Regions from separate parts of the Homo sapiens genome. Here region 2 is linked to region 1. Evidence: chromatin contacts called from ENCODE Hi-C data. All regions are on one chromosome and are shown on one strand. Each heading gives the region's core, a stretch centred on a gene start or an enhancer-like site at or near the end of the contact. The rest is flanking DNA. Distances are from core to core; before and after follow the strand shown. Region 1 has its middle 160 kb from the start of PTCHD1. Region 2 holds the start of CXorf58 (chromosome X open reading frame 58).

Region 1 (7,601 bases), core at 3,074-5,573:
TGTGGGAGCTAAAAATGAAAACAATTGAACTCATGGAGATATAGAGTAGAATGATGGTTACCAGAGGCTGGGAAGGGGAGGGGGGAGGGGGAGGGGGAAGTGGAGATGATTAACGGTTACAAAACCTATAGAAAGAGTGAATGAGGTCTAGTATTTGCTAGCACAACAGGGTAACTACAGTCAATAATTTAATTGTACATTTAAAAATAACTAAAAGAGTGTAATTGGATTGCTTGTAACACAAAGGATAAATGCTTGAGGTGATGGATACCCCATTTACCCTGATGTGATTATTACACATTGTCTGTATCAAAATATCTCATGTATCCCACAAATATATACACCTACTATGTACCCATAAAAATTAAAAATAATAAAAAGAAAAGAGAACAAGCTATTGCCTCTGCTCCTAAGCACCTCACTTGTCACTGAGGAGACATGTTAGGTGGTAGCCTTTGGTAAAAGCTTCTCTGTCAGACCTTTAAAGTGTCAGACTTTAGTCTCCTTTCCCTGTAAGTTAATTTTTGCTAGCCTAGAATAAGTCAGCCTCAGAGAAAGCCTGTTTGCCTCAGCTGTTTACCTTGCTGTTTACCTCACTAATGTAGATTTTCTGTACGGATGCAAATCTTCTCCACAAAAGACAGCCTTTCAGAAGTATTCCTGTGGTTTGCAGCCCCTCTGAATAGACATATGGAAATATGCCAAAGAAGGATATTTTGGGGTAAAATATTCTGGTTTACTTCAATAGCAATAAACGCCTACATTGACAACAAGAAAGAGCCCGAATAAACAACCTCACATTATGCCCCAAGAAGCTAGAAAAAGAACAAATAAAACCTGAAAAATCTAATAAAAATTAGCAAATGAAGGGGAAAGGAGCATTAAAATAATAAATCTAAAAATATATTATCTCGAGTAAAGACATATTGCTAAAGAATGTGTATAAAATTCAAGTAAGGCTCGAAGCATGCAAATAATACCATATATTGTCTATACTATATATTACTTGCATATAATAAAAATTTGTAAAAACATGCTCAGAATTGAAACACATCAAATACAGCAGAGGAGGTGTGCAATCAGGTTTTCACTCTTTAAAAACTACATTTGACTGATACTGAAGTTGGGTGATGAGATATTGAATGCATTGGGTGCATTATTCTCTCCTCTTTGGGTTCTGTTTAAAAATTTTGATGATAGAGTTACTATACAGAACAAACAACTATAAAAAATCAAAAAAACTTTAAGACAACTGGAAAATTTTAATTACAGTCTGGGTATTAGATAATATTAAGAACATTTTACTAATTCTTCAGGTACAATAATAGTGAAACTGCCTTTGCAAAAATTATAGCTGAGGAAATTATGACAGTGAAAGAGATCTGACCTAACCAACTCCATCTTGCTTTCAACCTTGAAGCTGTCTTTTCTCATTCCTAGGAATGGGCCAAGCTAACTTTGGGAGAAATTTAGTTTATAGTTTAAATATTAGTCCTTCCCCACAACTAAAATATTCTTGTAAAACTAATGAAAGGCCACCAAGTGAGGATGGGAGGAGCTTGAATTCTACATAATTACCAGCAATTATTCCAGAGGTCATAAGATTTGCAACTTTCCCAATTACTACTGAAGATAATATCACTATTGTAGAATCTAAGATTGGCCTTTTGAGATGTCTTTTCACGTTTTTGCATTTCTGACAACCAGATGGCTCCACCTGGACCTGCCAACCAGTCCTTGTGGCCCCCACCCAGGAACTGACTCAACGTAAGAGGACAGCATCAACTCCCTATGATTTCATCTCCGAGCCAACCTATCAGCACTCCCAACTTACTGGTCCCCTATGCAGCAAATTATTCGTAAAAACTCCGATCCTCAAACTCTCAGGGAGACTGATTTGAGTAATAAGTCTCCAGTCTCCTGGACAGCCAGCTCTGTGTGAATTAAACACTTTCTCTATTGCAATCCCCTGTATTAATAAATTGGCCCTGTCTAGACAGCAGGAAAGGAGAACCCATTGGGTTGTCACAATAGCACAATGGTCATGTGAATGAAACAAATGATCTCAGTAATTCATACCAAAATATTTACAACTGAACAACATCATGTCTAGGATTTTCTTTAAAAACATTCTGGCAAAATTTTAAGAAGGGGTAGAGGAGGATAGGTGAAAATTAGATTGGCAATTGTTGCTAATTGTTAAAACTGAATAAAGGTTACATGAGTATTCATTATAATATATATTTCACTTTGGTATATTTAACTTTGTATACACAATATTATATTATACTACTACAGGGGCTAAGGGAAAACTCCCCCTTTGACCTCTGAAATTTCACTGAAAAATTAACTGATAAAAGGCAGATTAATAGGAGAAATGGCATACAAATGTATTAGCATGCACAGGGGAGAATCGCAGAGTGATTACTCAATATCTCTCATAGGGCCCAGATAATTATATAGCATTATTTCAGAGGGGAGCAGGGAGATGGGGAATATAGGTAATTCTGTTGAGGGGCAATAAGTGATTTGCTAGGGAGAATAAGTGGATCGAGGAATGGAGATTAACTTGTAAGAGTTTCTCTTAGAAAACTGAATGAGCCTGAGAGATAGACACTATTTTGTGAGAGGGTCTGTTCAGTCCTGGTTACATTCTTGGTCTTTTCCACAATAAATAATGAGACAACAGGGAATGGAAGGAAGAACAATTGTTCTCCTTGGTGGGTCCTTCTGGTTTTTATGCAGATAAGGGAAAAGTTTCTTCCAGTGTCTGTTGGTCTCTAAGAGCCTTTAATTCAAATTACTCATTTTAGCAGGGAGCCATATTGGGGGATGAAGATCCCTGCACTCCTTCAGTATATTATATTAAAATGTTATGATTGGAAAAAGCTGGAGGTAGATACACAGATATTCATTATATTTCTTCTTTTTATATGTTGGAAATACTGTTTAATTTTAAAAAGGGAAAAAACTTATTTAAAAAATTGTATACATTCTCCATATAAACCTTACCAGTTTCTCACAAATATTTCTGTAATACTGCTCTTTAAAACTCAAAAAAGCCTACATGTCCTGCAACGTAGATTTTTTAAAAAGACCTTTATCTCAGAAATGTCATATGTTCTAGAAAAACCCCAAGACCTTAGAATTCATTTTTAAACTAAAATTTCAAAGATGCAGGAGGCTCCTAACCTCGTTTTCTCTTTGTATTTCCAAAGATCTGTCATGCCCTTTTAATACAATGCCTTCTTTATCCCCCAAAGAATTCCTGCTGCTTAACATCTCTGTGAAACCCCTATGGTGCTATGAAGTAGGGGAAATAAAATATGCTCCCCTTGGAGGAAAAGTGTGTGTCCATAAGAAGTAACTTACCTCTTGGAGGCAAAACACACCCATTTCACTCCCAGAAGAAGATTGTATGCTTTGTCCTGTCAAAATGTAGGACTGTGTATGGGGAAGGTGGAGAGGGAGATAAAATTTGAGAAGTTAATGAATCAGGAGGCATGGAATATTAGAAAAAGCACCGGGACTGGAGCCAGCTCCACCATGTATTAGCTGCATAGTCTTGGACAAGCTGTTTTAGTGTCTCTACATTTCAGAGAAGTTGTAATAGGTTTATATCAGTGGTCTTTAATCCTGACTGCACCTTAGAATTCCTGGAGATCTTTTTAAAACTTCTAATGCCTGGGCCCTACCCCATTCAAAAATCCCTGGGATACATCTGAAGCAAGGACCATCCTTAATGCTCCTCAGGTGATTCTAAGCTGCAGCCAGGGTGGTGACCCACTGGTTTTGTAACTGTCCAGTGGATTCATTTTGCCCACTGCCCAAATAGAGCTGATTTATCAAGACACAGGAATTGCAATAGAGAAAGAATTTAATTCATGCAGAGCCGACTGAATGGGAGACCAGAGTTTTATTATTACTCAAATCAGTTTCCTAATCTCAGATACTAGGGTTTTTCAAGCATAGTTTGACGGTAGGGGGCAAGGGAGTGGTGAGTTCTGACTGGTTGGGTCAGAGATTATATCACAGGAAGTCCTCTTGAGCTGAGTCAGTTCCTGGATGGGGGCCACAGGAACAGCTGGCAGGCCCAGGTGGAGCCATCGGTGGTCAGAAATGGAAAAACCTGAAAAGATATCTCAAAAGGCCAGTCTTAGGTTCTACAATAGTGATATTATCTGCAGGAGTAATTGGGGAAGTTGCAAATCTTGTGGCTAATTTGTTAGTCTTACAAAGGCAATCTGGTCCCCAGGCAAGAAGGGAGTTTGTTTTGCGAAAGGGCTGTTATCATCAAAGTTAAACTATAAACTACATTCCTCTCAAAGTTAGTTTGGCCTGTGCCCAGGAATGAACAAGGGCAGCTTGAAGGTTAGAAGCAGGATGGAATTGGTTAGATCAGACCTATGAACTATCATAACTTTCTCACTGTTATTATTTTTGCAAAAGTGGTTTCAGTCTAGATCTTGAAGGTCCCCTCCAGCTTATCATTCTACTTGGATATACCTGTAGGAAACTGTGGTAGCTATAATTTTTGCCTTCCTAACATGCTTCTTCCATAGCTTCTTCCAGTCATAACCACCTTCTGTTGGAAAACATGTTCTATGTAGTTCTGTGGGGTTAATGCCTCCCTCATCTGACATTCAGCACTATTCCAGTTTTATTATACTAACTACAATATATACTGTAGCAGGACAAGCCGCAGACAAAACTCCTCAGATATCGAGTTAAAGAAGGAAGAGGTTTATTTGGCCGGGAGCATCGGCAAGACTCCTCTATCAAGAGCTGAGATCTTCGAGTGAGCAATTCCCGTCCCTTTTAAGGGCTAACAACTCTAAGGGGGTCCACGTGAGAGGGTCGTGATCCATTGAGCAAGCAGCGAGTACATGACAGGGGCTGCATGCACCGGTGGTCAGAGTGAAACAGAACAGACCGGGAAGTTTCACAATGTCTTTCTACAATCTATAGATAAAATCAGTTGCTAGGTCAGGGGTCAAATTTTAACTACCAGGCTCAGGTCAGGCAGGCCCAGGCCTGGTTTCGGGCCTGGTTCCTTGGTTTCGGGTCTGGTTCCCAGGCGCCAGACTACCTGCCTTTTAGTTTTGCTTCTCTTTCCTTTTCTGAGTATAAAACAATATAAAACAACATGAGAGGGTCTGTCTCTCTTCTCTCAATACCATAAAGAACAATCAAGCAATAGTTATAGCTGTACCCAATGAACACTAAAAATCTTAAGAGTTCACAGCCTGAAGGACCCAAATAAAACAACCTAAGATCATAGTTTTTTGTTTGATTTTTTTCTGAATTGGGCAAGAAACATATAAAGATATATTCAGTGATCAAATCCCTAAGATTCTATAAAGCTCTATTTATGACAATTGCCTGCTCCACAAAACCCCTAAACTTTTTTCTGTTAAAGAACATTTACAGAGTGGGCATTCAAACCCAGAAAATCTGAATCCAGAACCTCTACTCTGAACTACAAGCCCATATCATCCCAGAATAATGGGATATGCTATTTATTTGCCTTGGGATTAATAGAGGGTAAATAACCCTTTCAGAATCATTACTGGTGATATAAAAAATTTAGCTATGCTCCTCAATTTAAAATATTGCATTACATTTTAAATTACTGTATTTAAAAACAAAATGTTACCATCTGGATATTCCTTTAACTTCTACAAGTAGGGAAAACTCATATTTAAGTCATTTGTCCTCAGGCCACTTTTGTCTTAAAGGTCTAATCTATCTCGGCTGGGTGCGGTGGCTCACGCCTGTAATCCCAGCACTTTGGGAGGCCAAGGTGGGGGGATCACCTGAGGTCGGGAGTTCGAGACCAGCCTGACCAACATGGAGAAACCTCGTCTCTACTAAAAATACACAATTAGCCAGGCATGGTGGTGCATGCCTGTAATCCCAGCTACTCGGGAGGCTGAGGCAGAAAAATCGCTTGAACCCAGGGGGTGGAGGTTGCAGTGAGCCGAGATGGCGCCATTGCACTCCAGCCTGGGCAACAAGAGCGAAACTCCGTCTCAAAAAAAAAAAAAAGAAAAAAAAAGTTCTAATCTATCTGCCATAAATTTACCCTCCAAGTCCAGATAACCTATGGCTCAGTTTGTCTCACTCCCTCTGACCACTTCGGTAAACACTTGAGACCAGGAAAGGAAATATACTAGATGCTGTATTTAGCTTCAGAACTATAAATTTCTTGTGGTTATGTGAAGTGATAACATTTGTGGAAGCTGAGTGAAGGATATAATGGAATTCTTTGTATTATTTTTGTAACTTTTGCTAAGTCTGAAATTATTTCAAAATGAAAAAATATTTAATTTAACATCATGTAGTCATTCTAATAAAAACACTTTGACACAACTGTTTAGGGGGAAATAGCAAAAAAAAAAAAAAAAAAAAAAAAAAATTAAAAAGGCCAGAGCTACATTTTTAACATAAAATTGAAAGTTATATGAAAGGTACATAAAACTATGTGTAACCAGACTTGTTTTTATTCACTATTCACATCAGAGAAGACTTGAGGGAATGGTTACTTCAGAATTAATCTGTAATAGATCACTCTCTAGACATTTTCTACATTTGTTTCCCCTTCAGTTTCAGTGTCATCTAATCCCTTCACCATGTATATAAAGCTTTAGATAAAGAAAGGAAACATTAGAGAAATACTAGATAGACACCCATGATGAAGTTGAGGCAAAAATGTCTCAAGAGGACCAGCAGAAGGAGTGGAAGATAAAGAAGAAAAAAGAAAGTCAGTGCACTTGGTCCCAAAGTTGAGGGAAAAAAAAAAAGATGTTGCTGCCCTCTATTCCTCCCTCCTTCCTAGCCCCCAATTAACTCATCATTCCTAAAATGCTCTCATAAAATTCTAACCAAATTCAATGTGGCTAATAGTTTTCATTTCCTACCAACTGCTAGGAAAATGTGGTCCCTCAGTGAAAACATCAACAAATCTCTTAATCTTGTAAAAAAATTAATCTTGTAAAAAGAGAATGTAAAATGTTTCCAGTTTGAGACCTGTCCTCATAAAACACACCTTTTTTAACCTCTTTAGAGAAAGTAAACTCAGTTGGGGGTATAAATAAACAATGGTTTCAACCTTGAAAGAGGGACTATTGCATAAATTAAATAAACCTTAAAATTAATTTCAAAATTAAATAAAAAGTATGCTCTTTTCTAAATAAATCAAATCAGTACTTTGTTAATCTGTTTAAATTATTACTTTCCTTAGTGAAGAGAAACTAGACATTTCAAACCTGGTCATGGATCCTATTCCTAACTGTCATATCTCCACAAGCAGGAAGATGCTAATTAAACAAACTCAAGGAGCACTTTGGAACCCACTCTTCACTTTTCAGTCTTTATCAGTTGAAGATGTCATATTTTGGAAATTTACATTTCCATCATACATTATGTTTAATACTAAGTTCATTTTTGCAAAATGGCCAGTAGATGACAAGCTTTGACATAATTTGCAGATCACTGAAAGGACTTTCCCCCTCATTCCTCTCAGTGTTGTCTTTTGGTATGATTGCGTCTCCATGATGAGGGAAGGGACTCATCTAAGCCAAGATGGGTGGCAGCATTTA
Region 2 (7,601 bases), core at 2,318-4,817, 410 kb after region 1:
GCAACCCTAAAGGAAACCAACCTGACTGTGGAAACCCAAGAAGAGATGGGTCCTTGATGACACTGGTTTTTTTTTTTTTTTTTTTTTTGGGACGGAGTCTCGCTGTCTCCCAGGCTGGAGTTCAGTGGTGCGATCTCAGCTCACTGCAACCTCCGCCTCCCGGGTTCTTGCCATTCTCCTGCCTCAGCCTCCCGAGTAGCTGAGACTACAGGCACCCGCCAACACACCCGGCTAATTTTTTGTATTTTTAGTAGAGACAGGGTTTCACCATGTTAGCCAGGATGGTCTCGATCTCCTGACCTCGTGATCCGCCCGCCTCGGCCTCCCGAAGTGCTGGGATTACAGGCGTGAGCCACCGTGCCTGGCCTGACACTGTTGACCAACTGAATCAGAGCCTGGAATCCATTCTTCCTCTGGACTTTGTGAGAGAATTTTCCTTACTATTTAAGCAGTTGGGTTTTCCCAGCTGAAAGCATCCTAACATAGCCATTTCTCCTTGAAACTTTTCTCCCTCGATTTTCTAAACATCACTCTTTTCTGCTCCTACTTCTGCTTCTCAAGTCTGGCCTCCCCCTTTCCTCTGCCTACTCCTACATTTTGGTGTCCTCCAAGGTTTGTTGTGATCTTTTCTACCCAAAGTACATGTTCACCTGAAATAATCTCAGTTCAGTCGGGCGCGGTGGGTCACACCTGTAATCCCAGCACTTTGGGAGGCCAAGGCGGGCGAATCACGAGGTCAGGAGTTCGAGACCAGCCTGGCCAACACATGGTGAAACTCCGTCTTTATTAAAAATACAAAAAAATTAGCCAGGCGTGGTGGCGGGCGCCTGTAATCCTAGCTACTCAGAGGCTGAGGCAGGAGAATCACTTGAACCCAGGAGGCGGAGGCTGCAGTGAGCCAAGATCGCACCACTGCACTCCAGCCCGGACAACAGGGCCAGACTCTGTCTGAAAAAAATAATAATGATAACAATAATAATAATAATAATAATCTCAGCTCACTATGTCTTTCCCTTGACACATCAAAACTGAGCTTCCAGCACTTCCCCCAATGGAATACCACTGATGTTCCCCACCCCTTTTACCTGAAGAACTCCTACCTGTCTCAAAACTAAATTTAAGTGTCCCGTCTGTGAAGCCTTCTCTGAAGTCCCCAGGGGTTCCTTACCTTTTTTTCTGCCGTGGACCTCTTTGGCCGTCAGTGAGTCCTATAGACTCCTTCTCAAAATAATGCTTCTAATTGCATACAAAAAAGTCCCAACTATATTGAAATAATCTTATTTTTTAAACTCAAATATCTGATATAAGCAGTATGTGCTTCTTTACTAGCCCACTAAACAAAAAGATCTAGCAGTGAGTCTTATAACTACCATAGTTCTGAAGTAGTAATGAGCATAAGTGATATTTTGACATCTGCAACAACTGTAATGTAATATGAAAATGTCTGTGACTTGTGCTGGTACTGTGACTTCTACTGGTAACAGGTACTGCTAATACTACTGTGATTTGTTACAGTAGGAACTTGTAAAATGAATGGCCCCCAGCGAAGTGCACCAACTCATATCTATGACCTTGTGTGGTTCCCCACCATATCAACTCTGGACTTGGCTACGTGACTTGTTTTGACATCAGCAAACATGATGCTGTGTTTGTGCCTTGGGACTTGCCCTCTTGGAAGTCAGTAACCAAGTGAGGAAGTCCAACCTAGGCACATGGAGGGGCACCAAGCCCCCAGACATGGGAGTGAAGCCAACTTTCAGTCAAGTCACCAGCAGAACTGCCCAGCCAACCCAGATTTTGAGAAACAATTCTTGTTTTAAGGCACTGGTTTGCAGTGATTTGTTACCCAACAATAGATAACTGAGACATTACCCATATGCGTAACTAAAGGAAGTGCTCAATTCCAATTGGAGATTGCTAAAAATAGTTATGTTTTTTCCCCATCAAAGTTCAGGGATCCTCTGAAATCTATGTGCAGATCCTTTGAGGAGCTGAGGGCCCCAGGTTAGGAACCCCTGGTTAAGCCAAGTGGATCCTGCTCTCCTTTTTACTACTTTACTACACTGTTGGTACACATATAGTTAAACTGGCCACAGCATATCTTTCCTTGTTGTAACCCTGAAATGGAGCTGAGCTCCTAGCACATAACAGGTGTTTAACACACAAATTTATCAAATGAATGTTGATTATAGGATCTGTCTTCCTGACTAAACTGTGAGCTGCCTGAAAACAGAGTAAGAGCAAATACTAGGCCTTTTCCAAGTGCTTTACACATACCAACTTACTCCTTATAACAACCCTATGAGGTAGATGTTATTACCCCAACTTCACCAAAGGAAGATAGGCACAGTGACTTGCCCAAGGTCACACAGCTAGAAAGTGGCAATGCCAGGACTAGAAGGCAGAATGCATGTTCTGATTTTACAGCCTTTATTAACGTACCCAAAGCACATTGCAGAGCTCAATAAAACTTTTAAATGAATAGTACAATTCTGAGATTTCATTAGCACTATTTTATGGGTACTATGCTTCTTGAAGACTCAATTTTGTAGATTAATTTCTGGTAGCCTGTGATTTTTTATGACAAAATACATATAATTTACTTTTTAAAAAGTAGAATAATGGCTTTATGCTAAAGTGCAGATTTTCGAAATTAAGTCTTCATCGTAAAAGTCGATTTTTTTCCAAAGGACACGAGTTCACAAAACGCAGGGAAGGGGGTCCACTGGCCCGTATTAAATAATGTTCCCTGAGGAGTGGAGCAAAGCTCCAGCTTCCCTCGTCACCCAGCCATCCCACCCCAGCCTCCCCCATACCCTGCACAGCTTCTCCTAAAATGACCCTCCCCCATCCACACATCAGGTTCTGAAACCTGACCCTGCCAGGCAACTAAAGCCGCGAACCCCACAGTGCCCTGAGCTGGCCTCACCCTACCCACGATCCCAAGAGGGTACTAGCCGAGGGGATGGGTACTTTGGGGGAAGGCACTTTAAATTTTCAAAGTGTTTAATTCACGAAAGCACAACCCAAAGGGCCGCCCCCACCCACCCGGGGGTCTCCCGCCTCCGCCCGGCAGCCGCTCATCCCCAGTAGACCAGTGAATGAACCGCGGGGCCGGGACGCAGCCGGCCCAGTGGCGGGAAAAGCCTCGGGGTGAGCCAGGCCTGGCTGCAGAGAGGCCCCAAGAGAGCGCGGGGAGGGCTCGGGCGGCCGGGAGGGGGCGGTGACAGCTGTGACTCGACTCCACGCTCTCACCTTGAACATGTCGCTGGCAGCGGAGGCTCCGGCAGGGTCACCCCGGCCTCGGCCACGCCCACTATAGAGAGGTGACTACGGAGGCCCGGTAGGGCCTTGATTTCTCCAACCGCAAGCAGGCAGCGGTGCGGGTGACGGCCGTACTGCAAACTCGGTGCGGCGAAGGTTTAGTTCAATCACCCGGTTCTAGAAGCCGCGTCGCTGAGCCGCAGCGCGTCGCGCCCGGGCAGCGGGTGAACGCAAACCCCGCCCTCCAGGAGGCTCCGCCCCTGCGCCGGCGGTTGCTAGGCGGCAAGAAAGCGCCGGCTCTGTGTGGACGGTACGCGGAGGCGCGAGGAGGGAGGCGCCTGGCGTTGCCGCGGCGCTGGGAAACTGTCTTTGCAGCGGCGACTGGGCGCCCAGCGGCGTGTACTGGGATTTCTGTGAGCAGAGGCTGCCGAGAGGGGGCGCTTGGAGGGCCACCGGCGGCTTCGAAAGCTTCGCAGCCGGAAGCCGCCGGTTGGCGGCCTGGATTTACCTTACGAAAGGTTTTAACCAAGGACTTGAGGTTTCTCAGGTTTTAAATTTAAACTAATATGCTGTGTCCTTTAATCGGAAAAGGCTCTGACCTTATTTTTTCCCGTTAAGAAACAAGCGGTAAGCCTCCTCTCTGGAAATCAAATGTTTGTCCCTTAATACTTGTAGAAGTAACTGATAATGGCAATAATTATCTTATTAACAAGAGTAAACAAGCACTGATACAGCACTTTGATATGCGCAGCCCTGATCTAAGTTCTTTATTCACATTCATCTAATCTTTCCAACAACGGAAGTAGGTGGGCATGATTATTATTCCCAATACATAGATGAAGAAACTGAGGCACGTAGAAGTAATTTGTACAAGACCACATAGGAAGTGGGAAGCTAGGATCCAAACCCATTAGTCTGCCTTTGAAACCTGTGTTCTAGCCAAAACAATTGTTGCACTGTCTCATAATGAGGATGTATTTCCTATTTCATTCTGTATTTCTGCCCTAATCCTATAAAAAGTGTAAGCCCCATCCAGGCGAGCATCTGGAAAAATTTAGAATTTGTACAGTGACGTGCCACTGCCCTCCAGCCAAAGACCACTAGGGGCACACCTGTAGTTGAAGAAATTGGGTTTCTCATTGCTGCAAGGAGAACGCACACGTAGGAACACAGTGACATATTTCAGTAAAAGAGTTAGATTTATTATAGGATTTGGGCTTTGGTTCGGTGATTTTGGGGCGAGTTCAAGGAAGCAGGAGCTTTGCTCTGGATCGGGTGTTGTTAGGAAGCAGTGGTAACACCAAGGCCCAGCTGTGACTGCCAGCCTTGGTGTTAGTTAAGCCCAGCTTAGCTCCCAGATGTTAAGGGCTGCTTTTCTCTTTCTTAAGAGGATTGTATATTCCAAGGCATCCCCAAGGAGAAATACTGAATAGACTCAGAAGGCTCTCTGCATCAGCAGTGTAACGTCACACATACATAAAAATGTGAAACATATTGATAAATTAGGGCAGAAGTTCTTAATTCAGGGGGTATGTGAACTTGTATGGGGGAAAAAATGACAACTTCATTTTCACTAACCTCTAACTGAACTTTGTTTCTTTCAATTATAGTGTAGATAACAAGCCACAGTAGTATTAACATTGATGACTTTGTCATCAATGGAAAGCACAGATATTTTCATGTTACATTGCAGTCATGTCAGGGATCTTGAAATATTTATGCTCGTTACTACAAAAATACAGTAGTTATTAGAGCTCATTTAATGCATTAAGAAGACACATTTACTATAATTTTGTTTTAAAAAATATTTTGATGATTTCAATATAATTGGAGCACCTTGTAATCCTATGTATTTTATGTTATGCGTTTTAAAACCAATTCTTAGAAGAGATCTGTCCATAGGGGTCCATGGCACCAAAAGAAATGATAAAGAGCCCCTGGTTTAGTAACAGAGACCAAGCAGTGAGTAAGAATTTGGGAGCTGCATCCAAATTGGAGCATTACTGCATCCAAACTCGTTGCTTTAAAGAATAGAAAGTTGGAGGTGGAATCAGAAATTTAGTGTATACCCTCTCACTTTACCAAGGAGGGAACTGAACCACTGAGAGGTTAAGTGACTTGCCCAAAGTCTCACTGCTATTTGGTGATAAAACTGGGACAAAACGTTTTTAGACAAACATGTAAAAACTCTCCACTGTGCTAGGCACTGAGGACTCTGTAGTTAACAAGATGCCTCCTGCCCTCAATGAGCTTGTTGGTAGACAGCTGGAGAGTGAGGAGATTGAATTATTGAGTTAAAAAGTTAACTCCAGGTGTAGTGTGGAAGATGAATAAGAGGAGAAAAAGACTGGAGACAGACCAGTTAGAAGGCTATGGATAGATTTACTTGTCTTTTCCATATACCATATAATATTTTTAGTACACAAAGAATGTAAACTGTAAGCAACTTTAAGAGATCCACAATGCCTTCCTTTTTAAAGGATTCAGAATTAGTACAACAATCATATGGCACTTGAGTCTTGTCCAAACAGTGTAATAGTATAAATTATGACCTCAAAGGGTTAATTTATGTACTTTCAGATTACTTCATTGGAGGGAAAATGAATCGTTCCTCAAATGTACCACGTAAAGGTATTCTGAAATCAGGTACAAGATCCTTACAAAAAGTTCGCAGAGTACATTTCGCAAATGCACGAAATGCAAGATCATTACTATCGTAAGTACCTGTGTTTTGCCTTGTGTTATCTTCCACAACTGTACAGTTTCCAAACAGTACTTATTCAGATAACTTCAAATGCTTCTTGTTTTGTAAATCAAAGTTTTTGTGTTTTAAAATTACTTTCAAATTGAGTAATTATAATTGCATTTTCTAATTTACAAAGCATATTAACACACATCTACTTGATCCTGATACAACCTTGTGAAACAATTTTTACATTTTATAAATGAAGTAGTAGCAACCGGGAGAAGGTAAGTGGCTTGCAGAAAGTTATCAGCTAATAAATGGCATCAGATAGGATTCAAAGGTTTGTTTCCACACTTCAGGCTTTTTCCTTTCTTTTTTTTTTTTTTTTTTTTTTTCAGACAGAGTCTCACTCTGCCACCCAGGCTGGAGTGCAGTGGTGCGATCTCGGCTCACTGCAACCTCTGTCTCCTGGGTTCAAGCGATTCTCCTGCCTCAGCCTTCCGAGTAGCTGGGATTACAGGCATGCACCACCACGCCTGGCTAATTTTTATATTTTCAGTAGAGACGGGGTTTCACCATATTGGCCAGGCTGGTCTCGATCTCCTGGCCTCAGGTGATCCCACCCGCCTCGGCCTCCCAAACTGCTGGAATTACAGGCGTGAGTCACTGTGTCTGGCCTAGCCTTTTCTTCTTTATATCTTGTAGCCTGCATTTTGCCAGCCAATGGGTAGCATTATGCAGGAGTACCTGTCTTTGTACATAGCGCTGTAAGGGGTAATGATGGGGTGAGAAGGTATGAAGGAGGAGACCCCTACAATCTGCCAGTGCTGGGATATGATCAAAAGTAGAATAATTCCGACTTGACCTGGATGAGCCTGGTTCAAGCAAAGATCAGAGAAGGAAGTTTCTTTTTCTAGGGCATAGTCATCCACCCCCAGAAGAGAACTGGGCCTCCTGTAACTTTGACTATTCCCCATTCCATTTTCATAGCACTTGAACTAGTTGGACGTTTCATTTTAGGTCGTGAATGTTTTTGGGAAGTAAGCTTGTCTCCTCATACTTTTTATTTATAATATACATGCCTCTTAATGATATATTTATATTTTATATGCCTTTTGATGACAAAGTTTTGGCCAGGACTTTTTTTTTTAATCTCAAGGGAAATCTCCTCAAGTATTTCATATCCTCATTCTGAGTAGATTCTGCAAATGACCACTTCCAATTACCACATCCAAATGTTCCTCATTAGGTCAGTCTTAGAGTGGGGGATGGGGAGGTACAGGAGGAGGAAGCATAAATTGATAGTTCTCTAAGGTTTTAGGAAAATGAAAACTACTTTATAAATATTAACCTCTTTTTTTCTCTCAGAATGCTTAAAGACATTTCAGCTCAAATAATACAGAGGGCTTGGTTATCTCATACAAACAAAATGATATTTCGACTCCTAAAACACGCAATTTGTGCAGCGGTATGTATTTTGCTTATTTTTTTCTCTGAGGGATTTAATTATCAAGCTAAAAGATCTATTAATTAAAGATCGAATAGATAACCTTCTTTATCTCCTCTTTTTTTTTTTTTTTTGAGAGGGAGTCTGGCTCTTTCACCCAGGCTGGAGTGCAGTGGCACAATCTTGGCTCACTGCAACCTCTGC

What was found. A loop is a pair of places that touch in the nucleus more often than their neighbours do. Pooled maps may share reads with other maps.
Region 2: a loop to region 1 is called in a pooled map, with 3 times the contacts of the local background. The contact joins the promoter of CXorf58 here to the enhancer-like site in region 1. A Hi-C loop is called at or near these places in 1 of 168 maps with a recorded cell type or tissue (chondrocyte), 1 of 37 single-sample maps with no recorded cell type and 8 of 50 pooled maps.

The regions. Positions count from the first base shown.
Region 1 is chrX:23,489,993-23,497,593 of GRCh38, forward strand. No RefSeq gene overlaps it. Among named protein-coding and RNA genes, the nearest start is that of PTCHD1, 160 kb to the left of the region's middle. Within about 2 kb of position 4,324, at least 2 of the 41 ENCODE cell types and tissues checked have a DNase peak (open chromatin) inside an H3K27ac peak, as active enhancers do.
Region 2 is chrX:23,904,439-23,912,039 of GRCh38, forward strand. CXorf58 (chromosome X open reading frame 58) reads left to right here and starts at 3,568. Exons shown (of 9, transcript NM_152761.3): 1 at 3,568-3,891; 2 at 5,845-5,980; 3 at 7,319-7,418. The coding sequence starts at 5,865. APOO (apolipoprotein O) reads right to left here and starts at 3,500. Exons shown (of 9, transcript NM_024122.5): 1 at 3,256-3,500. The coding sequence starts at 3,264. RefSeq lists a silencer at 2,900-3,069 and an enhancer at 3,250-3,459.